Linked DNA regions of Homo sapiens: region 1 is linked to region 2. Evidence: chromatin loops called from intact Hi-C (ENCODE). Cell type or tissue: CD4-positive, alpha-beta T cell. All regions are shown on one strand. Each heading gives the region's core, and the rest is flanking DNA. Links, peaks and the distances in the headings are about the cores only.

What was found. Hi-C counts contacts between places; a loop is a spot of excess contacts. Peaks named below come from ENCODE experiments on the same cell type or tissue, not always from the same donor. Only the 100,000 strongest peaks of a DNase experiment are listed, where the experiment ranks them.
Region 1: it touches region 2 in a loop (2.6-fold over the local background); 3 of 110 quality-filtered maps call a loop at or near these places.

The regions. Positions count from the first base shown.
Region 1 is chr15:55,490,592-55,507,852 of GRCh38, reverse strand. DNAAF4 (dynein axonemal assembly factor 4) reads left to right here. Exons shown (of 10, transcript NM_130810.4): 2 at 9,269-9,646; 3 at 9,994-10,141; 4 at 16,597-16,730. The coding sequence starts at 9,524. DNAAF4-CCPG1 (DNAAF4-CCPG1 readthrough (NMD candidate)) reads left to right here and starts at 9,269. Exons shown (of 16, transcript NR_037923.1): 1 at 9,269-9,646; 2 at 9,994-10,141; 3 at 16,597-16,730. In CD4-positive, alpha-beta T cell, for the core only: no CTCF peak of the experiment used is centred there; DNase peaks (open chromatin) are centred at 9,512 and 12,732; H3K4me3 peaks cover 1,193 bases.
Region 2 is chr15:55,197,882-55,213,012 of GRCh38, reverse strand. It overlaps RAB27A (RAB27A, member RAS oncogene family), which reads left to right. Exons shown (of 7, transcript NM_183235.3): 7 at 7,308-10,047. The coding sequence ends at 7,506. Among named protein-coding and RNA genes, the nearest start is that of RSL24D1, 8.5 kb to the right of the region's middle. In CD4-positive, alpha-beta T cell, for the core only: no CTCF peak of the experiment used is centred there; no DNase peak of the experiment used is centred there.

The DNA of each region.
Region 1 (17,261 bases), core at 5,039-13,038, 290 kb before region 2:
ATTGTTTTAATTTAATTTTTGAGTCCCTGTTACTCAGGCTAGAGTGCAGTGGCATAATCATAGTCCACTGTAACCTGAACTCCTGGCCTCAAGTGACACTCCCAAAGTGCTGAGATTACAGGCGTGAGACACAATGTGCATCCCGGGCCTTCGTTTTAATTCATACAGTGTGACTATGTGGTAATCAGTTCTGTTGGTTACCAAAAAGGCTCCCACTTGTATGAACTTCACATAAGAGTTAACCACTCTCCTTTCTAGTGCCTATCTTTACAGACGACCCCTGACTTATGATGGTTTCTCTTTGATTTCCTAACTTTACAGTGATGCAAAAGCTATATGCATTCAGTAGAAACCATGCTGTGAGTACCCATACAACCATTCTGTTTTTCATTTTTAATACAGTATTCAATAAATTACAGGGTATATTAGACACTTTATTACACCTTATTATGTTAGATGACTTTGCCCAACTGTAGGCTAATGTAAGTGTTCTGAGCATGTTTAAGGTAGGGTAGCCTAAGCTATGGTGTTTGGTAGGTTAGGTGTTTTACATGTATTTTTGACATAGGATATTTTCAACTTATGATGGGTTTATCAGGAGGTAACCACATTGTAAGTAGAGAAGTGTTTGTATAGTTTTACCACATACCTAGGAATCCTTATCTAGTGGATTCAGTTTCCGTTGTTCAAAAGTTTTATAAAGGCCAGGCATGGTAGCTCATGCCTGTAATCCCAGCACTTTGGGAGATGGAAGTGAACGGATCACCTGAGGTCAGAAGTTCGAGACCAGCCTGGCCAACATGGTGAAACCCCACCTCTAATAAAAATACAAAAAATTAGCCAGGCTTGGTGGTGGGTGCCTGTAATCCCAGCTACTCAGGAGGCTGAGACAGGAGAATCGCTTGAACCTGGGAGGCAGAGATTGCAGTGAGCCAAGATGCCCCATTGCACTCCAGCCTGGGTGACAAGAGTGAAACTCCATCAAAAAAAGAAAAAAGAAAAATAAAAAAGTAAAAGTTGTATAAAATAGCATTATTTCTTGAGGATATTATTTGACTTGCTTTTTTCACTCATCCATCCAATGTATAGCTATCATTCACTCATTTTTATTGTTGTATAATATTCTGTTTTGTGTATATACCTGTTGAAAGACATTTGGCTTATTTTCAGGTTTTTTTCTATGAAGTTGCTATGAACACCTATAAATGTTTCCTAGTGTATAGGACCAAGACTTTTTCTAGGGCAGTAATTCTCAGATGGGGGAAATTTTGCTATTCCCACCCACCCCTGAAACCCAGAAGACATTTGGCAATGTCTGGAGACACTTTTATTATTAGAACTCAGGAGTGTTACTAGAATTAAGAGGGTGGATGCTGCTAAACATCTTAAAATGCACAGAGCAGCCTAAATTATACAAAATGATCCAGCCTATAATGTTAATAGTGTGGAGGCTGAAAAACCCTGTTGTAGGACAGTGGTTCACAAAGCATCAGCATCACCTAGGAACTTGCTAGAAATCTCTAAGATAGATACATAGGAGTGGAATTGCTGGTTATAAAATAAGCAGGTATTCACATTAATAAGATTATGCCAATTTGCCCATTTTATTGTGGGGTTGTGTTTCTTTTTCTCTATATATTTTGTTTATATGTTCTCTTTGTTTATTATTGAGAAAGAGGGCAAAAAGCAGCCCCTGATATTCAGAAGCTGACCTGGCACTCACAGCTTGGCCATAATATTATTCTGTTGAACATTAACAATTTAAATCTCATAGAATACCAAGCTGAGACAAAAGTACTCTGAGATCACAATAAAATGAGACAAGGCCACTTCATAGCATTATCTAAGCATAGGCAAAAACAAGGTCTTTGTGTCACCCATAAGATAACAGACACCCCCTTTCTGGATAAAATGTACAACAGCTACTTTTTTTATTATTATACTCTAAGTTCTAAGGTACATGTGCACAACGTGCAGGTTTGTTACATAGGTATACATGTGCCATGTTGGTTTGCTGCACCCATCAACTTGTCACTTACATTAGGTATTTCTCCTAACGCTATCCCTCCCCCAGCCCCCCCACCTCTCAACAGGCCCCAGTGTGTAATGTTCCCCTCCCTGTGTCCATGTGTTCTCATTTTTCAACTCCCACTTACGAGTGAGAACACGTGGTGTTTGGTTTTCTGCCCTTGTGCTATTTTGCTGAGAGTGATGGTTTCCAGATTCATCCATGTCCCTGCAAAGGACGTGAACTCCTCCTTTTTTATGGCTGCATAGTATTCCATGGTGTATATGTGCCACATTTTCTTTATCCAGTCTATTATTGATGGACATTTGGGTTGGTTCCAAGTCTTTGCTATTGTGAATAGTGCCTCAGTAAACATACGTGTGCATGTGTCTTTATAGTAGCATGATTTATAATCTTTTATATATACCCAGTAATGGGATTGCTGGGTCAAATGGTATTTCTAGTTCTAGATCCTTCAGGAATCTTCACACTGTCTTCCATAATGGTTGAACTAATTTACACTCCCACCAAAAGTGTAAAAGTGTTCCTATTTCTCCACATCCTCTCCAGCATCTATTGTTTCTTGACGTTTTAATGATCACCATTCTGACTGGTGTGAGATGGTATCTCACTGTGGTTTTGATTTGCATTTCTTTGATGACCAGTGATGACAAGCATTTTTTCATATGTCTGTTGGATGCATAAATGTCTTCTTTTGAGAAGTGTCTGTTCATATCCTTTGCTCACTTTTTGATGGGGTTGTTTTTTTCTTGTAAATTTGTTTAAGTTCTTTGTAGATTCTGGATATTAGCCCTTTGTCAGATGGATAGATTGCAAAAATTTTCTCCCATTCTGTAGGTTGCCTGTTCACTCTGATGATAGTTTCTTTTGCTGTGCAGAAGCTCTTTAGTTTAATTAGATCCCATTTGTCAATTTTGGCTTTTGTTGCCATTGCTTTTGGTGCTTTAGTCATGAAGTTTTTGCCCATGCCTATGTCCTAAATGGTATTGCCTAAGTTTTCTTCTAGGGTTTTTATGGTTTTAGGTCTTACATTTAAGTCTTTAATCCATCTTGAGTTAATTTTTGTATAAGGTGTAAGGAAGGGATCCAGTTTCAGCTTTCTACATATGGCTAGACAGTTTTCCCAGCACATTTATTAAATAGGGAATCATTTCCCCATTGCTTGTTTTTATCAGGTTTGTGAAAGATCAGATGGTTGTAGATGTATAGTGTTATTTCTGAGGCCTCTGTTCTGTTCCATTGGTCTATATATCTCTTTTGGTACCAGTGCCATGCTGTTTTGGTTACTGTAGCCTTGTAGTATAGTTTGAAGTCAGGTAGTGTAATGCCTCCAGCTTTGATCTTTTTGTTTAGGATTGTCTTGGCTATGCGGGTTCTTTTTTGGTTCCATATGAACCTTAAAGTAGTTTTTTCCAATTCTGTGAAGAAAGTCATTGGTAGCTTGTTGGGGATAGCATTGAATCTATAAATTACCTTGGGCAGTAGGACCATTTTCGCAATATTGATTTTTCCTATCCATGAGCATGGAATGGTCTTCCATTTGTTTGTGTCCTCTTTTATTTCACTGAGCAGTGTTTTGTAGTTCTCCTTGAAGAGGTCCTTCACATCCCTTGTAAGTTGGATTCCTAGGTATTTTATTCTCTTTGTAGCAATTGTGAATGGGAGTTCACTCATGATTTGGTTCTCTGTCTGTTAATGGTGTATAGGAACGCTTGTGATTTTTGCACATTGATTTTGTATCCTGAGACTTTGCTGAAGTTGCTTATCAGCTTAAGGAGATTTTGGGCTGAGGCTATGCGGTTTTCTAAATAGACAATCATGTCGTCTGCAAACAGAGACAATTTGACTTCCTCTCTTCCTACTTGAATACCCTATATTGCTTTCTCTTGCCTGATTGCCCTGGCCAGAACTTCCATTACTATATTGAATTGGAGTGGTGAGAGAGGGCATCCTTGTCTTGTGCCGGTTTTCAAAGGGAATGCTTCCAGTTTTTGCCCATTCAGTTTGATATTGGCTGTGGGTTCCTCATAAATAGCTCTTATTATTTTGAGATACGTTCCAACAATACCTAGTTTATTGAGAGTTTTTAGCATGAAAGGCTATCGAATTTTGTCAAAAGCCTTTTCTGCATCTATTCAGATGATCATGTGGTTTTTGTCTTTGGTTCTGTTTATGTGATGGATTATGTTTATTGATTTGCGTATATTGAACCAGCCTTACATCCCAGGGATGGAGCCGACTTGATCGTGGTGGATAAGCTTTCTGAGGTGCTGCTGGATTCGGTTTGCCAGTATTTTATTGAGGATTTTTGCATCGATGTTCCTTAGGGATATTGGCCTAAAATTATCTTTTTTTGTTGTGTTTCTGCCAGGCTTTGGTATCAGGATGATGCTGGCTCATAAAATGAGTTGGGGAGGATTCCCTCTTTTCCGATTGATTGGAATAGTTTCAGAAGGAATGGTACCAGCTCCTCCTTGTACCTCCAGTAGAATTCGGCTCTGAATCCGTCTGGTCCTGGACTTTTTTTGGTTGGTAGGTTATTAATTATTGCTTCAATTGCAGAGCCTGTTATTGGTCTGTTCAGAGATTCAAATTCTTCCTGGTTTAGTTTTGGGAGGGTGTATGTGTCGAGGAATTTATGCATTTCTTCTAGATTTTCTAGTTTATTTGCGTAGAGGTGTTTATAGTATTCTCTGATGGTAGTTTGTATTTCTGTGGTATCGGTGGTGATATCCCGTTTATCATTTTTTATTGCGTCTATTTGATTCTTTTCTCTTTTCTTCTTTATTAGTCTTGCTACAGGTCTATCAATTTTGTTGATCTTTTCAAAAAACCAGCTGCTGGATTCACTGATTTTTTTGAATGGTTTTTTGTGTCTCTATCTCCTTCAGTTCTTTTCTGATCTTAGTTATTTCTTGCCTTCTGCTAGCTTTTGAATGTGTTTGCTCTTGCTTCTCTAGTTCTTTTAATTGTGATGTTAGGGTGTCGATTTTAGATCTTTCCTGCTTTCTTTTGTGGGCATTTAGTGCTATAAATTTCCCTCTACACACTGCTTTAAATGTGCCCCAGAGATTCTGGTACGTTGTGTCTTTGTTCTTACTGGTTTCAAATAACATCTTTATTTCTGCCTTCATTTCGATATTTACCCAGTAATTCAAGAGCAACAGCTACTTTTTTTTACCAGTCATCACGTAGGGAAGAAAAAATATCTTCTCCTTCTACCCTTCTAAGTTCTTGACTGGGGCCTTTGTAAGAAAAGAGAGATTAACAATACAAAAAACATACAAATTTATTCAATATAAGTTTACATAACATGGGAACCTTCTTAAGGACATGAAGAATGGAAGAAATGATTAAACCTGAGCATTTTTATGCTAGGTTTGATAGAGAATGAAAAGTCATAGGAAAACCTAATAACACAAAGGATATGAGCTGCAATTCCTTCAGCTTAAAATAATTAATTTTTAAATATTTAAATTTTAAAAATTTAATTAAAGTGTCATAATTTGGGGTAGCATGTCCTGAACTCCATCAATAGAATTACCCTTGCTTTCTGAAAACACTCATACTATGGGGGAACCAAACCTCCTTCTCCTAAATTCTAAAACTGTCTTACTGAGACACCCCATGATGTGTGTTCTCTCTTGCTCAGTGAGCAATGAATTCATCTTGTTCAACCACAAATGTCCCTGTGTCTCTGGCTGAAGGGCATATTTCAGAGATCTTAATAGTCTTTATTATGCCTTTTGGTGAGCACCACTTCTTTTTTTTTTTTCTTTTGAGACAGAGTCTTGCTCTTGTTGCCTAGGCTGGAGTGCAGTGGCATGATCTCGGCTCAATGCAACTTCCGCCTCCCAGGTTCAAGCGATTCTCCTGCCTCAGCCTCCTGAGTAGCTGGGATTACAGGCACACACCACCACCTCTGGCTAATTTTTGTATTTTTAATAGAGATGGGGTTTCACCATGTTGGCCAGGCTGGTCTCAAACTCTTAACCTCAAGTGATCCACCTGCCTCGGCCTCCCAAAGTGCTGGGATTACAGGCGTGAGCCACCCCGCCCAGCCCAGTGAGCAACACTTCTTAATTTTAGTTCGTTTTTAATTTTTTGCCTCCCTAATGAGTGCTTTTTATGTTATATTTAAGAAATCCTGGCCCGGCGTGGTGGCTTACACCTGTAATCCCGGCACTTTGGGAGGCCGAGGTGGGTTGATCACGAGGTCAGGAGATCGAGACCATCCTGGCTAACACGGTGAAACCCCGTCTCTACTAAAAATGCAAAAAATCAGCCGGATGCGGTGGCGGGCACCTGTAGTCCCAGCTACTAGGGAGGCTGAGGCAGGAGAATGGCGTGAACCCAGGAGGCGGAGCTTGCAGTGAGCCGAGATAGCGCCACTGCACTCCAGCCTGGGCGAAAGAGCGAGACTCCGCCTCAAAAAAAAAAAAAAAAAGAAAGAAAGAAATCCTGCCAGGCACAGTGGCTCACGCCTGTAATCCCAGCACTTTGGGAGGCCGAGGTGGGCGGATCATGAGGTCAGGAGATCGAGACCATCTTGGCCAATACGGTGAAACCCCGTCCCTACTAAAAATACAAAAATTAGCTGGGCTTCGTGGTGCATGCCCATAGTGCCAGCTACTCAGGAGGCTGAGGCAGGAGAATCGCTTGAACCCCGGAGGTGGAGGTTGCAGTGAGCCGAGATCGCGCCACTGCACTCCAGCCTGGTGAGAGAGTGAGACTCCGTCTGAAAAAACAACAACAAAAAAATCCTTTCTTACTCCAATATCATACAGGTATTTTTTTTTTTAAGTTTCCATTTTTTTTTTTTTTTTTTTTTGAGACTCAGTTTCACTCTTGTTGCTCAGGCTGGAGTGCAATGGCACGCTCTCAGCTCATGGCAACCTCTGCCTCCTGGGTTCAAGCAATTCTCCTGCCTCAGCCTCCCGAGTAGCTGGGATTACAGACATGTGCCACCATGCCTGGCTAATTTTGTATTTTTAGTAGAAACGAGCTTTCTCTATGTTCGTCAGGCTGGTCTTGAACTCCCAACCTCAGGTGATCCGCCCACCTCGGCCTTCCAAAGTGGTGGGATTACAGGCATGAGCCACCACGCCCGGCCAACTTGACAAGTTTTTAAGGTATAATTCATTCAGAGTCTAAAAGTTTAGTAGGATCATGGTAGTCAGGAGAATAATTTCACTGCAGAGGTGTGTATGTGTTTAGCAAAGTGATTGCTAACAGATTTTCCTGAAATCCCCGACAGCACAAAGTATCCTTTACATTATTATCTTTCATGCATATAAAATCTCACATATTTCTGTATAGTGGGAGAACCTGGACTTTAACATTTTATATGAAAGAAATGCATAAACCCTGTCTTTAGAAGATAATGTAAGATTTGGAAACAATATGGTAAAAGTAGGAATAGAACAAAAGGGGGAAAATGACAAAAGAAATTTTTTTAAAAAAGTCCATGGGATTCGTGGGTTTCTCAGCTTAAAGGGACAAGGGAAAGCAAGTCTAGGATGACTCCCAGTATTCAAAGTTACCAGAAGCTTGAGATGATGAACTGCTAAGGTAGTGAGTGTGCCCTATTTTGGGGAAAAGATGGTTTTCTCTTCAAGTCTGTTGCTCCTTATCTTTCCTCAATGAATTTCTAAGGAGCATTGAAATTTGTGTGAAAGAAAGGCTTCCAAAAGTAAATAAGTTTAAAATCCAGGGTTTTGTATTATACTTTCAGATTTCCACAAAGGCCCAGTTTCTCTGTTTTTTTTTTAAAGTTAAAAAAAAGTTGAAAATCAAAAGCCCCAAGTGGGAAGTAATTTGTGTGTATCTAAATATTGTATACATTCACTGTTTTATCCCAGCAATTTATAAACTGGGTGTGCAGAAAGCAGCCTGGAGCAAAAACATTGTAATGGGAGTTAAGAGATCAGGATTTTAATGATGGTCTGCTACTAATCTATACGAAAATGGTTTGTGTATAGGTTTCAGATTCCTTAAATATGTAGAATAAGACTACATAATCTTCAAGCTTCTCTGCAGCACTTAAGTTCAGATTCTACTTAAGCACTTACGGAATGTGTCAGTGTAATTCCAATTTACCCTATTCCAGATTTGTAGCAAAGCATTTGTCAGATGAATCATAGGGTGGTTTCTCTTCAGTTTTCAAACTTTGGAGCAAAACCTATATAGGTGCTTTTGGCGGCCTTACAGTTAATAGGATTTGCAGGATACAATAGTTTTAGACAAGCTCCTGGTATGTGTTGTGAACAAACGTTTTCTGAAGAGGAATTTGGAGCAAAGCAACTATTTCAGGGAACAGTTTGCAAACTGGGGAGTTGAAGCCTTAGGTGTAAAACAAAGGTGCATTCCAGAGAACAAAGGGAGGGTTTGGGTTTTACAGCAAAAGTTTCTGCCCAGGTTCCCAGTCAGGTTCGTTTATACAAATGAACGATTGAACCGCACTTAGTTCTGATTGGTTGATACAGCTGAGCCCTGATTGGTTGAGGCAGGTGAGCCCTATAAGACCCAACACTCAACAGAGGTGTGGGTTTGGGGAGAACGCAGAGTCCATGTGTGACCTCTAGTAGGTAAATGACCACGTGTCTCTATTTTAAATTTAGACCCAGTTAGCCGCTCTGGATGTTGACGGATTGGCTCTTTCAGGTTCACATTTGTTCACAGTCTGTATGACCAAGAAATTTGCAAAACAGAACAACTAGCGCTAACTCTTAATAGCCTCAGTCAGAATAAACAGACAAGACACTGCACCAAGGGCGTATGGGCATTGCACCTGCTCCTCATGGGCTGCTTTCCCGAGCCTTATGCCCACAGCCCTCCTTAGCATTATCGCATTATGAGGCTGGAAGTGCTTTTTTTTTTCTTTCTTTCTTTTTCTTTTCTTTTTTTTTTTTTGAGACGGAGTTTCGCTCTTGTTTCCCAGGCTGGAGTGCAATGGCGCGATTTCGGCTCACTGCGACCCCTGCCTCCCGGGTTCAAGCGATTCTGCTGCCTCAGCCTCAGCCTCCAGAGTAGCTGAGATTACAGGCATGCACCACCACGCCCGGCTAATTTTGTATTTTTAGTAGAGGCGGGGTTTCTCCATGTTGGTCAGGCTGGTCTCGAACTCCCAACCTCAGGTGATCCGCCCGCCTCGGCCTCCCAAAGTTCTGGGATTACAGGCGTGAGCTAGCGCGCCCGACCCACAGAGTGCTTTTTTTTTTTTTTTTTTTTCTCAAGCAGAGGGTATGGGTCTACTTCTTTGAACATTCGCTCAGATCGTAAGGTAACCCCAAGAATCGGCATCACTCTCTGGTCTGGGCGCCTGGATAGTCACGCATGGAGTCCGCGAGGTGCTGGCGCCGGAGCACGCTGGGAACGCCGGGCTCCCGGCCGGCCTGACCCGGAAGGGCTGGCGCATGGTAACCCCAGCTTCCCTAGCAACCAAGCAGGCGCAAGAAGCAACCAGCCGCGCTATCCGCTCCCGTTGCTACCGGAATGCCTCTTCAGGTTAGCGATTACAGCTGGCAGCAGACGAAGACTGCGGTCTTTCTGTCTCTGCCCCTCAAAGGCGTGTGCGTCAGAGACACGGACGTGTTCTGCACGGAAAACTATCTGAAGGTAAGAATGCAAGTCTTGCCTGCCGGTCTCCGGGGGTGTGGTCCGAAGCTTCTGCAAGAGCGCAGCTGGGCACGAGCAACAGGCTCATCTTTGCCGATAAACGTCCTAAATTTTTAATCCTATTAAAAAAATGAATCCCATACAGGTAACACACCATCTGTAGACAGATAATCAGATCAGAGACTACTTTTATCCAGGGCTTCCTCATATGCCTTGCTAATCTTTCACTACCTGGCATAAATTTAGTGGGCCTTTTAGAAAGTTATTTTACCTTTTTCACGTGTTTCTTAATACGCGTGCTTAATTTGTGTAACTAACTTAGTTTCTGTTTTCACCCTTCTGCATAGGTCAACTTTCCTCCATTTTTATTTGAGGCATTTCTTTATGCTCCCATAGACGATGAGAGCAGCAAAGCAAAGATTGGGAATGACACCATTGTCTTCACCTTGTATAAAAAAGAAGCGGCCATGTGGGAGACCCTTTCTGTGACGGGTGGTAAGTTCTTTATTAAAAGATGTTCATCTGGTTGTACCTTTTCGGTTTCAGACCTTTTAAAAAATTTTATTTTGAAGCACCTATATTGTGTAGGGGAAGATAGATTTTTTTTTTTTAAGAGTCTTGCTCTGTCGCCCAGGCTGGAGTGCAGTGACATGATCTCGGCTTACTGCAACCTCTGCCCCCGGGGTTCAAGGGATTCTCCTACCTCAGCCTCTCAAGTAGCTGGGATTATAGGTGTCCGCCACCACGCCCGGCTAAATTTTTTTGTATTTTTGGTAGAGCGTTTTGCCATGTTGGCCAGGCTGGTCTCACACTCCTGACCGGTCATTAAGTGATCCACCCGCCTTGACCTCCCAAAGTGCTGGGATTACGGGTGCGAGCCACCACACCCGGCCAGATAGACTTTCCTTTTACTCTCCAAGGTTCAATAGCTGGGTCTATAAAATAAACTAACAACAGAAGGATTGACAGAAGAAAATGTATAGAAATTTATGAATTTTTAATATTAGTGCTTGAGGGCATCACAGGGAAAAAAGTGAATACCCCCCAAGCGGTGAGATTTGAGAGTTTAGGGACTGTCTTAATAGGGGAAGGGGGAGGGGATGTAGGCCGCTTAGAACAGGAAATGATTTTTAGGAAAGATGAATGGATCCTTAGAAGAATAGATAGGAAATGTGATAGCTTTTAACAAAATTTGTCAGAGTGTGGTGTTGACTTGTAGTTTCCTTTTCTGGGAGAATAGTCAATATTCCCTGGTTAATGAAACTCCAGGGGAAGAGATTTATGACACTTGGGTTCCTTTGGAAAATCTGTTTTTAGGCAGATAAGAGGAGTTCTGGCAAAACCTCTCCCTGCATTTGCTGCTTTCAAGTGCCTTTAACTCAAAATGATCGCTATATGAAAGCAGCATATTTTGGGGTGGCATATCCTGAACTCATTCAATTGCTGTTTTAGAAAAAAAAAAAGGCTTATGAGCCTAATTTAAGTGATACAGTGCTTCAGCAGCCATTTAAATAAACCTAAAGGCTGAATTAGTCAAAGTTAGAGCACATTAAGCAGAAGATGTGGGCTCATGTCTTAAGGGTAAGCCCTCCTGATATATAGCCTTTATTGAGTACTTAACTTTGCGTTAGGTGTTAACATGCCTGTAATTCCATGAAACAACCTGTCACTTAGGTATTATTACCCTTTTTTTACAGGGGAGGCTACTGACATATGGAAAGTTTGAGTAATTGGCAAAATCACACAGCTAGTGACTGGCAGCCTGGAACTGGAGCCTTAGCAGTTTCACTCTAGAGCAGATGTTCCCAACCCTGGCTACATATTTGAATCAGCTATGGAATTTTAAAATAATACTCTAATCCAGTGAAATCAGTTTCTGGGAATAGGACTCAGGTGTTGGAAGTTTTGAAAAGCTTTCCAGGAATTATAATGTGCAGCCAAAGTTGAAATCCCCAGTTGTTGTTTGTTTGTTTGGAAAGACAGAGTCTCGCTCAGTCACCCAGGCTGGAGTGCAGTGATGCGATCTCGGCTCACTGCAACCTCCGCCTCCCTAGGTTTAAGTGATTCTTCAGCCTCAGCCTCCCAAGTAGCTGGGACTACAGGCACGTGCCACCACGTCCAGCTAATTTTTGTATTTTTTAGTAGAGACAAGGTTTCACTATATGTTGGCCAGGCTGGTCTCAAACTCCTGACCTCAAGTGATCCACCCACCTCGGCCTCCCGAAGTGCCGGGATTACAGCCATGAGCCACCGCGACCGGCCTGACATCCCCAGTTTTAAAGCTAGTTCTCTGTAGTCTTATTAAGCTAGTTGTCAGTGCTTTGTACTAATACCAAGATCAGCTTCCATAGTCAGTAATTGTCCTCTACTGCTTTAGCCCTGTTTTCCTCCTTCCTTCTTTAGTTGTCATGTTTTCTAATACTTTATGTTTACTGCCTGGAATTTATTTTTTTTAATTTTGAGTTTTTTAAGAGATAGAATCTCACCCTATCACCAACGCTGGAGTGCGGTTGGTGTTACCATAGCTCATTGTAACCTCAAACTCCTAGGTTCCAGCAATTCTCCTGCCTCGACCTCCTGAGTAGCAGGGACTACAGGTGTGCACCAAAACACCTAGGTAATTGTTTTTATTTTTGTAGAGACAGGGTCTCACTATGTTGCCGATAGGTCTTGAACTCCTAGGCTCAAGTGATCCTCCCACTTTGGCCTCCCAAATGCTGGGATTTCAGGCGTGAGCCACTGCACCCAGACTACTGCCTGGAATTTCTTTTAAGCCTTTGGCATTAAGCCTTGAATATGGACTCTTGAGGGTAGAAAGAGTTGCAACCATTCTTTCTATCAAGGCTTTCTTGGTATCTTGTAGTGGAATTTAATTTTTAATTTCCAAGACCAAGGTAGAATTTATTTTTCTAAGATCGGGTATTCAGCTCAGAGAATACTGGTTAAGGTAGGTTAACATAGCCAGTTTACTTAATTTTTTTTTTTTTTTTTTTTTTTTTTTTAGTGAGCCCCAGACTACCTAAAGAGTTTTAAAGAATCAGGTTCCTGTTTTTTGACCTCTTACTTCCTCTGTGACTCAGTAAGTCTATGTTGGGGCCTGAGGATGTCATAACACACCCAGTCTGTTTTGACTTCTTACCTAAAATTGAATATACATTTATTTTGACTCTTGTAAATTAACTTTTTCTGTAAAGGACCAGATAGTATTTTAGACTTCACAGGCCATATGGTCTCTGTCATATCTATTCAGCTCTGCCATTGTAGCACAAAAGTAGCCACAGGTGATTCATATTTATGGACAATGAAATTTGAATTTCATCTAATTTTTAAATGCCACAAAATGTTATTTTGATTTTTTTCATCCATTTAAAAATGTGAAAATTATTCAAGGCTTGTGGGCTGAGGGGAAACAGGTGGCAGGTCGGATTTGGCCCATGGGTCATAGTTTGCCAACCTCTGATTTAGACAAATCAAAACAGTCTTAAAACTGACTTAAGCTCAGCGCAGTGGCTCATGCTTGTAATCCCATCACTTTGGGAGGCCGAGGCAGGTGAATCACCTGAGGTCAGGAGTTTGAGACCAGCCTGGCCAACATGGTGAAACCCTGTCTCTACTAAAAATACAAAACTTCGTCAGGCGTGGTAGTGGATGCCTGTAGTCCCAGCTACTTGGGAGGCTGATGCAGGAGAATCGCTTGAACCCGGGTGGTGGAGGTTGCAGCGAGCTGAGATCTCACCACTGCACTCCAGCCTGCGCAACAGAGCGAGACTCCATCTCAAAAAAAATAAAAAATAAAAAACCACTAATTTATATCACAATGAACATTGATTCTACTTCAGAAACCAGGTTTGAGATTCCTTTAGAAATCAAACTCAGTTTGCCGGGCGCGCTGGCTCACGCCTGTAATCCCAGCACTTTGGTAGGCCGAGGCGGGCTGATCATCTGAGGTTGGGAGTCCGAGACCAGCCTAACCAACATGGAGAAACCCCGTCTCTACTAAAAATACAAAATTAGCCGGGCATGGTGGCGCATACCTGCAATCCCAGCTACTCAGGAGGCTGAGGCAGGAGAATCACTTTAACCCGGGAGGCGGAGGTTGCGGTGAGCCGAGATTGTGCCATTGCACTTCAGCCTGGGCAACAAGAGCGAAACTCAGTCTCAAAAAAAAAAAAAAACAAGAAAGAAATCAAACTCAGTTTTGCCAGGTTACAGTGGCTCATGCCTAAAGTAATCTCAGCACTTTAGGAGGCCAAGGTGGGAGGATCATTTGAGCCCAGGAATTCAAGACCAGCCTGGGCAACATAGGGAGACTTCACCTCTATTAAAAAAAAAAAATTAGCCGGGCATAGTGGCATGTGCCTTATAGTCCCAGCTACTTGGGAGGCTGAGGTTGGAGGATCACTTGAGCCCAAGAGGTGGAGGCTGCAGTAAGCCATGCTCATAATGCTGCACTCCAACCTGGGTGACAGTATGTGATCCTCTCTCAAAAAAAAGAAATCAAACTCAATTTTACTTGCAATTCAGTGGGATTATTTATTTAACCATTTTTTTTTCACATAAAATATTGTGGAACTCCAGTTTATACACGTAGACTGTCTACCTCATTATTCAGACTCTAATTTTTCTCATTTTTTCTGGAAATTCCTTCTTGATACACTCTTTATTTCTATTAGACATGGAGTATTTCATTTGGGAAGTTAATGTTCTTCCAGTTATTTCTGCCGCTGAAGCTGACTTAGCTGTCTACCTTCCTGTTTTTAAACAGCAGGAGAGATGAGAAGAGGCTTCAGACCTAACTTCAGTACTAGTTCTTAGCCAAGATCTTAGATGAATAAAATTACACACTTTTACTTACCTCTAACTGATATTTAACATTCTCTTCAATTGTGAAGATAGGCAACAAATAATAGTAGTATCTTAGTCTGTTTGGGTACTATAACAAAATACCATCAACTGAGAAGCTTATAAACAACAGAACTTTATTTCTCACACTCCTGTAGGCTGGGAAGTCCAGATCAAGGTCCTGGCAGGTTTGGTATGCGGTGAGGGCTCACTTTCCTGTAGATGGCACCGTACTGTGTCCTCACATGGTGGAAGGGGCAAGTCTGCTTTCTGGGGCCTTCTGTATAAGGACACTACCTCCCAAAAGGCCTCACCTACAAATAATATCACATTAAGGGTTGGGATTTTAACATAAGAGTTTTAGGGAGACATAAACATTCAGACCATAGCAAGTAGTATCAACAAAAACAAAAGTATGTTTATATCAGAGATACCTCTTTTATACTCTACTTTGAAATTACAATATTAGACTTGTTGCTATATATTAATGCATTAATAAAGAAGCACATAATCGTGTATCACAATTTGGCCGGCCGCAGTGGCTCACGCCTGTAATCCCAGCACTTTCGGAGGCCAAGGCAGGCGGATCACAAGGTCAGGAGATCAAGACCATCCTGGCCAACATGGTGAAACCCCGTCTGTACTAAAAATATAAAAATTAGGTGGGCGTGGTGATGCCCACCCGTAGTCCCGGCTACTTGGGAGGCTGAGGCAGGAGAATTGCTTGAACCCAGGAGGCGGGGGTTGCAGTGAGCTGAGATCGGACCACAGCACTCCAGCCTGGCAACAGAGCAAGACTCCGGCTCAAAAAAAAAAAGTATATCACAATTTTATTTCTTAATGTTTTATAAGTGTTTTGATATAACTGAGTTTCTTTGTAGACCTGTATATTTTATTTCATACATTTTAAAACATTGTGAAAGGATTTATAAGGATTCACTACTCTGCCAAGGTGTCTGCTGCACAAAAAAGGTTAAGAACCCATGCCTGGGGTATGATTCATCCCTCTACCCACCCCTTATCTACTCTCCCCTACTTTGTCTTCCCCTCAAGTTTTCTCCTCTCCCCTTCTGTTTTTTTTTTTCTGCTTAAAGGCTAGATCTTTTCCCTTAGGCTCTGATCCTTCCCTTTGTAAGATAATTTACCCATTGATCGTAGTCTTCAGTTTGTGAAACTTTGGGCCACATCAAATATAAAGATAACTGTGAGATCTTGCGTGGTGGCTCATGCCTGTAATTCCAGCACTTTGGGAGGCCAAGGTAGGAGCATCGCTTGAGCCCAGGAGTTCAAGACCAGCCTGGGCAATATAGTGAGACCTCGTCTCTACATAAAATTTAAAAATTAGCCAGATGTGTTGGCACACACCTGTAGTCCCAGCTACTCAGGAAGCTGAGGTAGGAGGATTGCTTGAGCCCAGGAGGTTAAGGTTACATTAAGCTGTGATTGCTTAACTGCACTCCAGCAGCCTGGGTGACAGAGAGAGACCTAGTCTCAGGAAAACAAACAAACAAGCTGTGGATGGTAAGGTTTTATATATATTTATATATATTATATAAAATATTATATATAAATATATATAAAACCTTACCTATTATATTATTATATACTATTATAATATAATATTATATATTATATTATATACTATTATATAATAATAGTATATAATATTATTATATAATAATATAATATTATCTATAATATATAATATATATTTTATATTTTATATATTATATAAATGATGATTTATTGTGATCAGGTTTATAAGCAAATAGCCCTAGTTTCTTAACAGAGAAGGAAGAGGATAAATGTGTCCTTGCACCTTCATCCTCACCCTCTCCCTCTCATTACCTGCCTCTTGTGTCCCTCCCCCATCCCTTCTTCTTCCTCTCCACCCCCTTCATTCTCTAGTCATTCATTATTATTACAGTTAGTTGCTTACCTTTTAACATTAGCTTCTTGGCCAGTTTAATATTGAAAAATATTTTCCATGTTCCTTGTGAAGTTGGGTACAAAGAAATCTCATCCTGGGTCAGTTTATTTAAGTAGTTTTCTCATAAGTAAAGCAAATTTGTCATAATTCTAATTTAGCAATATTCTGTACATTTTAGTTGACAAAGAGATGATGCAAAGAATTAGAGAAAAATCTATTTTACAAGCACAAGAGAGAGCAAAAGAAGCTACAGAAGCAAAAGCTGCAGCAAAGCGGGAAGATCAAAAATACGCACTAAGTGTCATGATGAAGGTAAGTTGCAGAATGACAGGCAAGTCCTCTAAAGAGATAATAGTAGACTATGTGAGGATAGTGAGTTCCAGCTGCTGGACTTCCTCAGCATTTTCTTCATACTTTGTTTAGAGGACTTACTATGTTATATAGACTGTCTGCTATTTATATGTGTGTTTTTTTTTTTCTTGAGACCGAGTCTCACTCTGTCGCCCAGGCTGGAGTGCAGTGCGGTGATCTGGGCTCACTGCAAGCTCCACTTCCCGGGTTCATGCCATTCTCCTGCCTCAGCCTCCTGAGTAGCTGGGACTACAGGCACCTGCCACCATGCCAGGCTAATTTTTTTGTGTTTTTAGTAGAGACAGGGTTTCACCGTGTTAGCCGGGATGGTCTCGATCTCCTGACCTCGTGATCTGCCCGTCTCGGCCTCCCAAAGTGCTGGGATTAGAGGCGTGAGCCACCGTGCCCGGCCCATGTTTGTTCTTGAAATCTGAATGAAAGTCAAAGGTGTAAAAGTTGGACAGTTGTTTCAGGGAGAGGGTTCTATTTCTA
Region 2 (15,131 bases), core at 4,473-12,472:
TTAATCCTGTTGCAAAGACCATCTCAAATGTATAAAGGATGACTTCGACAAGAAGTCTGATTTCTCAAGATTATGTGAAAAACAGCTATACAGTTTTGAAGCAATGCTTTGTGAGTTATTTAAAAATTACACCTGTACCACAGGTCTTTGGATAACAAAACAAATGTATACTTAAGATTTGATGGGCTGGGTGCGGTGGCTCATGCCTGTAATCCCAGCACTTTGGGAGGCCGAGGCGGGTGGATCACGAGGTCAGGAGATCGAGACCATCCTGTCTAACATGGTGAAACACCGTCTGTACTAAAAATACAAAAAATTAAACGGGCGTGGTGGCAGCCGCCTGTAATCCCAGCTACTTGGGAGGCTGAGGCAGGAGAATGGCGTGAGCCCGGGAGGCGGAGCTTGCAGTGAGCCAGGATGGCGCCACTGCACTCCAGGCTGGGCAACAGAGTGAGACTGTCTCAAAAAAAAAAAAAAAAAGATTTGTTGCTCTTGAGCAACTTGATGCTGTAAAATTCAGAATGTCTTCAAGTGTATGGTCCAGAAATATAGTCTGGAGTTGGTAAGTGGCAAAGCCTTTGATAAACATGGCCAGTGACCTCTGAATACTCCCCAAAGCCAGCGTTTTCTTCTTGTACAGTGCATAAGATTTATTTATTTTGAAAATCCTCATACTAGTTTGGAACCAGTAGAACCTATGGTTAAACTGGCTGCATTGGAATTAGCTGTGGACCCAAATCCTAACTCTGCTACTTTCTAGCATTGTGAATTGGGCAAGTTCCTTTCATCTTTCTCAGCCTTAGTTTAATCATTTGTGAAATGGGAATATTGTGTACCTGAATACAGTAGTGGTTATATTTAGTGAATCATGTATGTAAGACACATAGTATTGGGTAGCTCAAGAAATAATTTTAGTTATTTTTTCCTTCAATCTTAAATGACTCATATATATCAGCTAGTTTCAATTCAGGCAAACCAGAACACTCTGAAGAGCATATACAAGAAATCCCTGAAGCAAAAAAGGGGGAAAAGCTAAAAAAAAAAAAAAAAAAAAGGTTATAGTCCAGGAAACTCATTTAATAAAATAGCATGTTGCAAAATTTGAATTTACCCAGTTTTTTTCTTCTAGTTAGTAGTTTTGGAAATCAGTATTCTTTGAACTAAACACTGAGAAGACATTTCCTATTTTGTTTTACAAGACATAGTATAGTATATGAGGACCTGTATAAGAAAACAGGAAGAGCCTACTTGCTTCTCTGTCATTTATTAGCTGAATAACATTGATCAGACCGCTTAACTTTTCTGGGCCTTCTTGCCACAGGCCTGCTTTAAGAGTTTTTTTCTAACCTAAAGATTACACCAAAAAACATTTAGAACTGATCAACGAATTCAGTAAAGTTTTAGGATACAAAATCAACATACAAAAATCATTAGCATTTATATACACCAACAGGGAACAATCTGAAAAAGAAATCAAGAAAGCAATCTCATTTACAATAGCTGCAAAGAATATAAAATACCTAGAAATCAATTTAACCAAAGAAGTGAAGCATCTATACAAGGAAAACTATAAAACACAGGTGAGAGAAATTGAAGAGGACACCAAAAATGGAAAAATATTCCATACTTTTGGACTGGAATAATTAATATTGTTAAAATGATAACACTTCCCAAAGCAATTTACTGACTCAATGCAATCCCTATCAAAATACCAATAATATTCTTCACAAATATCGAAAAAAATCCTAAAATTTATATGGAACCACAAAAGACCCTCAATAACTGACAAAATCCTGAGGAAAAAAGCCCAAAGCTGGAGACCTCACACTGACTTCAAAGTTTACTACAAAGCTATAGGAACCAAATCAGCATGGTACTGGCATAAAACAGACACATAGGCCAATGGAACAGAACAGAGAACCCAGATATAAATCCATGCATTTACAGACAACTCATCTTGGACAAAAGTACCAAGAACAGAGGGGAAAGGACATTCTCTTCAATAAATGATGCTGGGAAAACTACATAGCCACATGCAGAACAATGTAACTAGACCCCTATCTCTCACCATATATAAAAATCAACTCAAAATGAATTAAAACTTAAATATCGGACTTGAAACTATGAAACTACTAGAAGAAAACATTTGGGAAACACTCCAGGTCATTCGTCTGGACAAAAACTTTTTGTGTAAGACCACAAAACACAGGCAACCAACACAAGAATAGAAATATGGGATTTATATCAAGCTAAAAAGCTTCTACACAGCAAAGGAAACAACAAAATGAAGAGATAACCCATAGAATGGGATAAAATATTTGCAAACTACCCATCTGATCAGGGATTAATAACGAGAATATATAAGGGGCTCAAATAACTCAATAGCAAAAACAAATAATCTGTTTTAAAAATAGGCAAAAGATCTGAATAGACATTTCTCAAAAGATCTGCAAATGGCAAACAGGTGTATGAAAAAATGCTCAATATCACTACTCAGAGAAAGGCAAATCAAAACTGCAATGAGATAACTTCTCATCCAGTTAACATGACTTTTATCCAAAATATAGGCAGTAATTCCCCCCCCCTCAAAAAAAAAAAAACCACACCTAAATACAGGCAATAGTGGATGCTGGTGAGGATGCAGAGAAAGGTGAACCCGTACATTGTTGGTGGGAAAGTAAATTAGCATAAGCACTGTGGAGAAAAGTATGGATGTTCTTAAAAAAAAAAACTAAAAATAGAACTACCATATGATCCAGCAACTCCACTAATATATATGTGTGTATATATACATACACATACATGTGTGTATGTATACACACATACATATGTGTGTACGTATATATGTATGTGTATGTATACATACACATACATATATACACTATATATACATATGTGTATGTGTGTATATATACACACATATATGTGTATATATGTATATGTACACACACATATGTGTATATATGTACATGTACACACACATATATATGCGTATATATGTACATGTACACACATATATGCGTATATATGTACATGTACACACATACGCACATATATGCGTATGTGTGTACATGTACATACATATATGTGTGTATATACATACACACACATATGTGTATATATGTATACACACACATATATGTATATATGTATATACACACATATATGTGTACACACATATATGTATATATACACACATGTGTGTATATATGTATACATACACACATATGTGTGTATATATGTATATGTACACACATACACATATATATGTGTATATATATGTGTATATATATTAGTGGAAGTTTTCTTAAAAGTTTTATGTAAGTTTTCTTAGGAGAGAGATATATATATATCCCAAAAGATATATAGAGATGTATATCAGATATATCAAAAGGGTATTTGCTCTCTGTACTCCCATGTTTATTGCAGCACTATCCACAAGAGCTAAGATATGCAATCAATCTACCCATCAATGGATGAATGGATAAATAAAATATGGTTTATATATACAATGGAATGTTATTCCACCATAAAAAGAATGAAATCCCATCATTTGCAGCAGCTTGGATGGAACTGGAGATCATTATGTTATGTGAAATAGCCAAACACAGAAAGACAAATGTTGCATGTTCTTACTCATATGTGGGAGCTACAAAGGTGGATCTCATGAAGATAGAGAGTAGATTGGAGAATACCAGAGGCCAGGAAGGGTAGGAGGGAGTGGAGGATGAAGAGAGATTGATTAATAGGTACAAACATATGGTTTGATAGAAGAAATAAGATGTAGTGTTAGAAGGATCAGTAGGGTGACTATAGTTTACAACAATCTATTGTATATCTTGAAATAGCTAGGAGGGAAAAATTCCAATCGTTCTAGTATAAAGAAAAGACAAATATTTAAGATTATGGCAATCCCAAGTATACTTATCTTTACACATTATATCAGTGTATTAAATGATCATATTTACTCTGAAACTATATTATGCATAAATAAAAAATAAAATTTTCTTACAGATACAATTGAAGTCCCTTTTAAAATTCCTTGCTGATTCCATTCTCCTTCCTACCTCCTCAGAGGGAACCACACTATATCTACTTCCTATAGCAGATGTTGTTGGTTGCCTAGACAATATTCATGCCTTTATTTATAGAATCTCAATTTTCTTTAGCTATCTACTCTGCTTCTAGAGGACATGCTACTTAAGAGAGGCAGGTGCCAGCCACCAGCCCAGGAAGACTGATTGGTTTAAGCCAGTGATGGTGGTGTACCATTCCTCTTGCCAGAGTTTGGTTTAGGCATTGGCATGTGATACAGTTTTGACCAATGAGACACGAGGGAAAGTCTTCCAGGGACTTGTGGGAAAGATTTCCTCTCTCCTGAGGGAGGCACACAGAGGAAGAGTCCTTTCTTCCTTGGAACTTCGGTGTGTTGAGATGTGATGCCTGGAATGTTTTAACTTCTGGGGTCATGAAGGGAGTCAGATTGTGGAGAAAGCTGACATGTGGAGGATGGCAGAACAGAAGGATGATATGAATCTAGGCTCTTTGTTTCTACCGTTTGGCAACCGAATTAACACTGGAAACTCTCTAGTTCTGTGTTCATTATGCATTACAATAAATTCCTACTTGTGATTCATGCCAATTTGAGCCACAATTTTCGGTTACTTTTAGCTAAAAGCAGTCAAAATTATATATTTCTAGTCCAAGAAGTTGTACTTTTACTACATAGATGTTTTTATAATGATGTGTAATTGTTGTCTTCACACAAATGATCTTGTATCATACAAGTTGGTTTTTTAATTCAATGTTTAATTTTTGCCATGTTGATACAGTTTAAGCATTGTATAATTCATTGTATAAAAATATCACTATTCATGCGCTTATTGATGGACGTTTAGGTAAATTTTTTCCCTATTACAAATAGTTCTGCAATATCTATTCCATTAGACGATGCCACGTGCACATATGTGAGAGCTTCTCTAGGGCTGCACTATCCAGTGTGATAGCCACTGGTCACATGTAGCTATTTAAGTTAAAATTAAAAGTTCAGGTTTTTTGGCCAGGTGTGGTGGCTCATGCCTGTTATCCCAGCACTTTGGGAGTGGAGGCAGACAGATCACTTGAGGTCAGGAGTTTGAGACCAGCCTGGCCAACATGATAAAATTAGCTGGGAGTGGTGGCCTGTTCCTGTAGTCCCAGCTACTTGGGAGGCTGAGGGACGAGAATCGCTTGAACTTGGGAGGCAGAGGTTGCAATGAGCCAATATCACACCATTACACTCCAGCCTGGGCAACAAAGTGAGACTCCATCTCTAAAAAACAAAACAAAACAAAAACAAAAACAAAAAAGTCGCATTTTTGGTTGCATTAGCCACATTTTAAGTGCTCAATAGCTACATGTGGCTAGTAGTTATTGTACTGGATGATATACATATGGAAAGTTCCTGTCACTGTGGGAAGTTCTATTGGATAGTGCTGCTCCAGCACAGGGTTTCTGAATATTTTTCATAGGATGGCACCTGCAGAAAATGATAATATTTGTACAGCTCACTGGGATAAATAGATAAGGCTGCTCAAGTTTGGAGGAGACTGGTTCAGGGACTCTGGCTGCCCTAAGACCTTCTCAGTTGCCCTAAGGACTGAGGGATTGCTGATGTCTCATGTATCCCTGTAACTCACTTCCTGCCCATCAACATGCCTTGGCTCTGCTTTAGATGTATACCCAGGAGTGCTGTTGCTGGGTCATAGTGCATGCATGTTTCAATTTTATCAGATATTACCGTCTTATTTTCCAAAGTAGTTATTAACAGTTTATACTTACATAAGCAGTAAGTGCAAGTTCCTCTTTTCTTCTCCTTGGCAATACTTAATATTGGGAGATTTCTATATTTTTGCCAATCTGATGGGTGTGAGTTAATATACCATTATTTTAACTTGCATTTCCCTTATTTTGGGTGAGGTTGAACATTTTTTCACAAATGTAATTTCTTAGAATTTCCCGTGCATATCCTTAGTCTGTTTTGTATTATCTTGTTTATTACTTTAATTCATTTGAGGAATTATTTTTTCGGATGCTAACCCGTTTGCAAGTTATATGAAATGCCATGTATTTCGGCCTGTCGCTCATCTTTTAACTTTGCTTATGATATATGTTGTGGCACCAAAGTTTTAAACTTTAACATTGTCAAGATTATCAAACTTATTCTCTGTGGTTTGAGCTTTTATAGCTATATTAAGAAATCCTTTCTTATTCCAATGTCAAAAAGATAAGACTGTTGTATGTTCTTCTAAAAGTTTTCAAGTTTTACTTTTCACTTAGAGGAATTTAAACGGCTTTCATACCAATAATCAAGTTTTAAATTCTTAAAACTAGGCTGGGTGCAGCAGCTCACACCTGTAGTCCCAGCACTTTGGAGGCCAAGGCGGGTGGGTAGCTTGAGCTCAGGAGTTCGAAACCAGCCTGGGCAACATGGTAAAACCCTGTCTCTACAAAAAAATACAATAATTAGCCAGGTGTGGTGGTGTGCGCCTGTGGTCCCAGCTACTTGGAAAGCTGAGGTAGGAGGATCGATGCCTGGGAAGTCGCCTGGGAACTGAGATCGTGCCACTGCACTCCAGCCTGGGTGATAGAGACTCTGTCTCAAAACAAAAAACCCTCCAAAAACTTAAACGAAAAAAGATTTAATTCTGTCTCTGTCTTCCAGAATCCCCTACTTATATCTTTTTATAAATTTTTTACAGTAAATCAGTATGTATTGCCAAAATATATATATGGTCCTTTAAAAAATGAAAATTGATTTTTTTTGAGACAGTCTAACTCTATTGCCCAGGCTGGAGTGCGGTGGCACAATATTGGCTCACTGCAACCTCTGCCTCCCAGGTTCAAGTGATTCTTGAGCCTCAGCCTCCCCAGTAGCTGGGATTACAGGTGTATGCCACCATTCCTGGCTAATTTTTGTATTTTTTGTAGAGATGGGGTTTCCGCATGTTGGCCAGGCTGGTCTTAAACTCCTGACCTCAGGTGATCTGCCCACCTGAGCCTCCCAGAGTGCTGGGAGGTGTGAGCCACTGCGCCCAGCCAAAAATTGATATTTTGAAGAGTCTAAAATTTCCAGTTTTGCATATCTACTGGAAATGCAGTGTGAGTATTTTATTGTCTTTTTAACTTTTTAATGTACTCTGGGGTGGTAAAATGTTTGTCATCTTGTATATTTGTATTCTATCGATTCTCTAATTTGAATTATCAAGAGCAAAGGTCACTCTCCTTTCCCTCCACATGTTGTTACCTCAGTTGTCTCTGTCTTCCAGAATCCCCTACTTTGAAACTAGTGCTGCCAATGGGACAAACATAAGCCAAGCAATTGAGATGCTTCTGGACCTGATAATGAAGCGAATGGAACGGTGTGTGGACAAGTCCTGGATTCCTGAAGGAGTGGTGCGATCAAATGGTCATGCCTCTACGGATCAGTTAAGTGAAGAAAAGGAGAAAGGGGCATGTGGCTGTTGAGAAGTCAAGTAAGCGACATAGTAGTTCAGGTGGCCCATGCCTGGGATCTTCTCTATGATTGATACATGGCACAGTGAGAGATTAATGGGCATTGTGTACAAATTGCTTCTCACCATCCCCATTAGACCTACGAATAAAGCATCCGGTTCTAAAATTAATTTGTTGCAGCTTTGTAAATATTTCTTTAAGATTCAGCCTGAGAGTTAGGAGAAATATTTCAGAGCCAAAAGTGCCTTATACAACCTTAGCCTATTATAGTAAATCATTCAAGGATTCAGAATTTTGCAGTCACAGAAGAGTGTATTTATTATGTAGAATGAATGAGGGTACTGTCACCTGCCTTAATGTAGGTAGGCCCAGAGTCTTACATTTAAGATCTTACATGCAGTTATAAAACCGCCACAGTCTTCAATCCAGATTTGAAGACTCATGCCATAGGTGACATTCTAAAATACCATTAAAGCCACTTAAATGTTAAATAAGAATATACATGCACATCAGCTCAATGTCTTTGAGTATTAATTTTATGTAAGCATTCTATTTAACATGAATATAGGACAAATCATGGCTATATCTATAGACCTTGGATAAACTGGATTGACCAATTATACACTCACGGTGACTTTTTTATTGGTGGGAAGGGGATTGGGGTGGGGCAGGCTGGCTTAATGTAATATGAGCAACCAAAGTGGGACTTCTGTCTCCCCGCTATATTCCCATTGCTCTGAATGGTTGATTGAAGGGTCAGGGAACTAGATTTTATGGCTTTAGTTCACTGTGATTGTACATTTATACTTGGCCTATGTGCTGGCCGCACCTGAACATAGCTGGTGCTTATGCCGAGTTATTTGCGATGAGTAAATATTTAGTTTCTTTTTCTTCATATTTATAATGTTGATCTGGCATCCTCAGGCTGCAGCTTTATTAGCTTATAACTTACTCATCTCTATCTTTACCAGCAGGCTCTGTATTGTTGATATTTGCAACTTGTTTTGCTTTTCCATTGGTGGAATTGAAATAATTAGTTTTTAATTACATAAGATGCCTGTTTGCTATTTGGTGGAAGATAGATGTTCATATTGAAGCAGTCACATTTGTACTGTAGTTCAATAAAAGAAAAATGAAGTATTCTGTAGCCTATATTTTTCATAGAGCTCATGAGCATTTACTGTACTTGCTGGGTCTTGCCAAGATCATTTATTCCGCTGCATTGCCAAAGTGTCTTCATACCAAATTAAAGGTGGTTTTAATATATGTTTCATGGAAGTTGTTTATAAAATTCAAAGGTATTTCATTTAGGTGAAAAGTCTTATTTATTAAAGTGGTTTGAATAAAGTAGATCAAAACTTCCAGAGATCTTAATGGCTATATAGGAAGAAATATCACTCACCATAATTTAAATAAAGAATAAAAATACTTGTATTTTGTGGTGGCAAATGTTTGGTAGAACTGTAATTAGAAAAATACAAGTATATTTGCGTGATGGTTACACTAGAAGCCCAGACTTTACGACTACACAATATATTCATGTATCTAAACTGTACTTGTACCCCCTAAATTTATTTTTAAAAAAGGAAAAATAAAAGTATCATGAAAAAACCTATTTTTTTTTCCACTGTCCTTCCACTACTCCCATAACAAACTTATCCATGGTTGGTAAAATTTTACATATTTCTATCCTTGAAATGAAGGCTTCTTTTAAATTCCAAAGAAGTCATGGAGGCCTGTGCATTTGAATTGTATATGCTAGTGAGGAAAAGATTTAGACATTTCAAGAGCAGGGTTGGCCAGGCGCGGTGGCTCACACCTGTAATCCCAGCACTTTGGGAGGCCGAGGAGGGCGGATCACGAGGTCAGGAGATCGAGACCATCCTGGCTAACACAGTGAAACCCCATCTCTACTAAAAAAAAAAAAAAAAAAAAAATGGGCTGGGCGTGGTGGTGGGCACCTGTAGTCCCAGCTACTCAGGAGGCTGAGGCAGGAGAATGGCGTGAACCTGGGAGGCGGAGCTTGCAGTGAGCCGAGATTGCGCCACTGCACTCCAGCCTGGGCGACAGAGGAGACTCTGTCTCAAAAAAAAAAAAAAAAAAAAAGAGCAGGGTCATAATCACACAGCAGTGCCTTATATAGTTGCCATAAGACTTCAGTGCAGTACAACATAATTTTACAGCTACATATCAGGGCATATTCTATATGGTGTATTTGTGTTAGAATAACACATTAAATGTCTTTAAACATAAAAATAAGAATGTTTGCATGTTTCAGTTTTCAAGAACCAAATGAGTAATTAGCTATAGATTCCACTGGCCTTAAACATACAATTAAGTGTATACATGATATAGTGCACACACAAAAGCCACCTTTAATTATTGAAATAACCTGTATTCTTTTTGGAAATCATTTAAGTTTGGTATTGAAGTACTATATTTTTTGTGCATCAATGTATTTTTCTATTTACAAGCCTATGTAAAAGTGAAGTGTATCTTCAGTGAACCATGTGCCAATTAAGCTGTAATAAAAAAGTGGTCTAGTCTGTCAAATTTGTGTGTGAACGTAACTGTATTTATTATCACAAAGTTTCATACCAGAGGTTGTAATGCCAAAGGAAATGAAATTCAGGGATACACGTTCCATTAGGTGCTCACTGAGGGGCCAGCCAAGACAACATATTCTGGAAAAGTAATTAAAAATGTTATCAGGTTGGGCGCAGTGGCTCACGCCTGTAATCCCAGCACTTTGGGAGGCCGAGGCAGGCAGATCACCTGAGGTTGAGAGTTTGAGACCAGCCTGACAAACATGGAGAAACCCCATCTCTACTAAAAATACAAAATTAGCTGGGCGTGGTGGCGCATGACTGTAACCCCAGCTACTTGGGAGGCTGAGGCAGGAGAATCGCTTGAACCCAGGAGGCGGAGGTTGCACTCCAGCCTGGGCAACAAGAGCAAAACTCTGTCTCAAAAAAAAAAAAAAAGTTATCAAACATATATTGAGCACCTATATTTGGGAAGTGTTGTAGTAGACAATCTCAGATAAACAAAACAAGGATGATTGAGGCCTGAACTAAGATCATGCAGGGCTGAGAGATGATGCAAGAGACACTGGGGAGGGTACAGTCATGGACTGGATGAGGAGGGTATATGTGGAGAGATGGCTTCTCTGACCTTCTGACCTTATTTCTTACCACTGTCCAACTCACTCTTCTCAGGCACACTGGCCTCCTTGGAGCAGTCAAGCATGTTCCTGCCTCAGATCTCTTGCATTTGCAGTTCCCTCTGTCTGGAATGCTAGTGTTCCATGTATACCTCTCCTATCCTTTAAGACTGTTCAAATGCCACTTTGTCCAAAGAACTTTACTGACCACCTTATATAAAAGAGCAGTCACTCCCATTCATGGCCCCAACCAGATTGTCACTCCTTGACCTGTTGTTCTGCTTTGCGTTTCTTCATATCACTCAATGTAAATATTTCACCACCTGATGTATTTACAATTATTCTTAGCCAAGAGGCTGACAAGTGATTCACTTGACATATTTATATATTTGTCTACATCCACTAAGATACAAGCTCCACAAACAAGGACAGGGATTTAGGTAGTTTTCTTCAAAACTGTTACCGTCACTCAGAAAAAGGCCTGGTACACAATAGGTACTCAAATTTTTGTTAATTGACTGAGTAAAGGACTTAAAGAGGCAGCAGGGTCAAGAGAGTTTTCAAAAGAGGCCACTGTTAATGTTAAAAGACAGAAAAACGCAATTTGAAAATAAAAACAGCGTTAAAAATGTTTAAAAAGGTTCACATATAGTAAGTCCATACTAATTCATTGCAAGAAATCAAGAAATCTAGGCCAGGTGTGGTGGCTCATGCTTGTAATCCCAGCACTTTGGGAGCTGAAGTGGGTAGATCACCTGAGATCAGGAGTTGGAGACCAGCCTGGCCAACATGGTAAAACCCAGTCTCTACTAAAAATGCAAAATTAGCTGGGCGTGGTGGTTCATTCCTGTAATCCCAGCTACTGGGGAGGCTGAGGCAGGAGAATCGCTTGAACCCGGGAGGCAGAGGTTGCAATGAGCCGAGATCACGCCACTGAACTCCAGCCTGGGTGACGAAGCAAGACTTCATCTCAAAAAAAAAAAAAAATTAAGAAATCTGAGAGATAATTTCTGATCTTTTGAAGTTGATGTCAAGATGGCTAACAATCTATTTAAGACATGTTTCACTTGGTATTTTTATAAATTGGAAATCTCTATGGTGGTATTTCCAGCTCTTCTGTTATTGGTAATATAGGTATTTATAAAACTAATAAGCTCTTCCATTATAAGATACTTAGATAATGCTGGATAAAGTATGAACATATTTTTTAAAAATGTACCGATGATTTCTCAAAAAAATATGGGCAATGCCCTAAGACCACCTCCTTCCCCTTAAAAACAGACAACAGATGGAACTTAAAACAACCTGATGCTGATTGTGGTTTGCTTTTGGTTTGGTTTTGCCAGTATCGGTAATCAGGATGCTTTGTTATAATGGCTACAAAGAATTAGTAAAGAAAACCTTGGGCCTGTTGAGAATAGGGTGATGAAACTGCAGCCCTCTGTCCCCAAACACACAGAAATCCAGGACCTGCTCTATGGTTTTTTTTTTTTTCTTATTCTTCTTTTTGAGATGGAGTCTTGCTCTGTCGCCCAGGCTGGAGTGCAGTGGTGCGATCTTGGCTCACTGCAACCTCTGCCTCCCGGGTTCAAGCAATTCTCTGCCTCAGCCTCCCGAGTAGATGGGATTACAGGCACCCACCACCACACTCGGCTAATTTTTGTATTTCTAATAGAGATGGGGTTTCACCATCTTGTCCAGGCTGCTCTTGAACTCCTGACCTTGTGATCCACCCACCTTGGCCTCCCAAAGTGCTGGGATTACAGGCGTGAGCCACCGTGCCTGGCCAACCTAGTCTATGCCTTTAATCTCTTGTGAAAATTTACAACTACAAGTCGGCTTGAACACAGGTTTAAGGTTAAAGTGTATAATACCTAATTTTTCTGGGTATGTTCAATCAAGAAATTAACAAAAATTAACATTTTAAAGAAGGGATTTGTTCTGGATTACTTGGTGGAAGCAAAGCAAAAATGTTTACAGATGGAATTTCTGCACAGGCCAAAAAACACCCTACTATGGATGAGATTACAATGAAAAATTACAATCTATTTCTTCTTCATTCTTACCTCCAGTCATTAGCAAGGGCCAGCAGACCAAACAGCCAGCAGGATTTGGCATTTAAGAACCTCAAATAATATACTTATCAGAAGCAGACCATAAAGTCAAAGTGTTTAAGATAATCACAAACATGAAAGGAACTAAAAAATCCAGAAAAGAAGACAATATTAAAGATAACAGACTGGTTTGAATTAAAAAAAAAACAAAAAAACAAAAACTTCCAACAGTGAAAAATACAGCCATTGATATTCAAAACTTAATGGTTAGAGGTTAAATGACAGGTTTGACAGAGTTGAAGAGGAAATTCTAGAAGGCAGGTCAGAGGAAATTACCCATAATTCAGCAGACAGAGATAAGGAGAAAGTCCTGGAGGGGTTAAAAGACACAGAGGGAAGAAAAAAAGCTCCAACTTATATCTAGTAGGAATTCTATGAGGAGAAATTAGAGAAACTGAAGGAAGAGGCACTATATGAAAAGATAATAGCTGAGAATTTTCCAGTAATGATAAAAGACACATACCCTTAGATTTAGGAATCATAAATCCTAAGAAGGATAAATGGAATCATATTTCCAAGATTTCAGTTCAATCTTGTATTCCATTAAAATAGATGGAAAGAAAAAAACAATTTCTAAGGCTGGCTATACACACACTCATTCTAAAGTGAAGCACTGAATATGTTCATGGACTGAAGGGAACAAAGTCTCAGATGAAGCCTTAAGGTATGAAATTAAGAACACAGATAAATGATGTGGCCTCTGACATCAAAGGTAAGAGGGTAAACCTGGGTGTTCATGTATATGGGAAGGGTATAAAATTTCTTGGTGAAGTAGTAGGAACAAACAGAGTTGGGAAGGAACTGTGTAAAGTTTGCAAAGATTGGTGAGGCTCTTCCATAATTGTTGAGGAGGATAGGAGAGGAAGAGTAAAGAAAAGTAAAATAATTTTCAGTCTCTTGGTTGACAATAAAGTATTGGGCAGATGTTTATTACTAAAATTTCTGGTATGTGCCTTTGTTATTTAACATTACTCTGGAATTACTGGTCGAATGACTAGACAAGAAAAAGTATCCAATAAAAGGAAAAATGTGTGTATTTGAAGATTATAACTATACAAACTGATTCTAGAGTTAAAATGAAAAGATAAATGTTGAAGAATAGCCAGATAAAAAATGAATAAGAAGGACAAGGAAGGAAGGGTGATATGGTTTGGCTGTGTCCCCACCCAAATCTCATCTTGAATTATAGCTCCCATAATTCCTATGTGTTGTGGGAGGGACTTGGTGGGAGATAATTGAATCATGGGGCCAGTTTCCCCTACACTGTTCTCATGATAGTGCATAAGTCTCACGAGATCTGATTATTTTAAAGGGGTTTCGCCTTTCATTTGGTTTTCATTCTCTTTGCCTGCTGCCATCCATGTAAGACCTGACTTGCTCCTCCTCGGCTTCTGCTGTGATTGTGAGGTGTCCCCAGCCATAAAGAGTCCATTAAACCTCTTTCCTGTATAAATTGCCTAGTCTAGGGTATGTCTTTATCAGCAGCATGAAAACTAATAGAAAGGGAGAGGAGGTAAACCCAGTTATTCAAAAAATGACAATAATTTAAATATTTGGGCAGTGGCACATTAACAAATAAAACGATGGAACTGAGTCCAGAAATGGAGCCATAGATGTGACATTATGAGTGAGTGGGGGAAAGGATGCTTTATCAACATACAGCACTGAGGGAAAGACACTGGAGTCTTATGTCATTTATACTTAAATTCCAGACGAGTTGAAAATTCAAATGCAAAAAAATGAAACTACAAAACATAAGAGAAAACATTTTGAAAAACAATTTTGGAGTGAGAAGTGCAGTTTAAAGGAAAGTACCAAATCCAAAATCATAAAAAAATTGGATAAATCTGAATATATAAACAACATATTTCTGCATGGAAAAATACCATGAGCAAAGCTTAAAACATTGATAGGGAAATAATTTCTAAATGCATGTCAGCAAAGGACTAACCTTAACGTGTAAAGTGCTGTTGAAAATCAACGAAAGAATAGAAAACTGCGTAGGACCTGAACAGGCAATTCACAGAAAAAAGCTGAAAAACATTGTGAAAGATTCTTAACATCATTTGTAATTAAATTCAAGTTGAAATAATAATAAGATAAATTTTCATCTCAGGTTGGCAAAGATCACTTTTCACAGCGGGGTAGTGAAACAGACATCTTATTTGTTGATGCTGAGTGTTAATTGGTAAAAACTTTTGGAAGGCAATTTAGTATTATCTGCCAAATTTTAAAACTATTTATCTATATCCAGCTCCTCTGATCCAGCAGTTCTACATAAACCCTCTCCTGAAAAAGCGTACCAACAGATACTTATTATATCAAAAGATAAGAATGCCCATCGATTAGTGACCAATTAA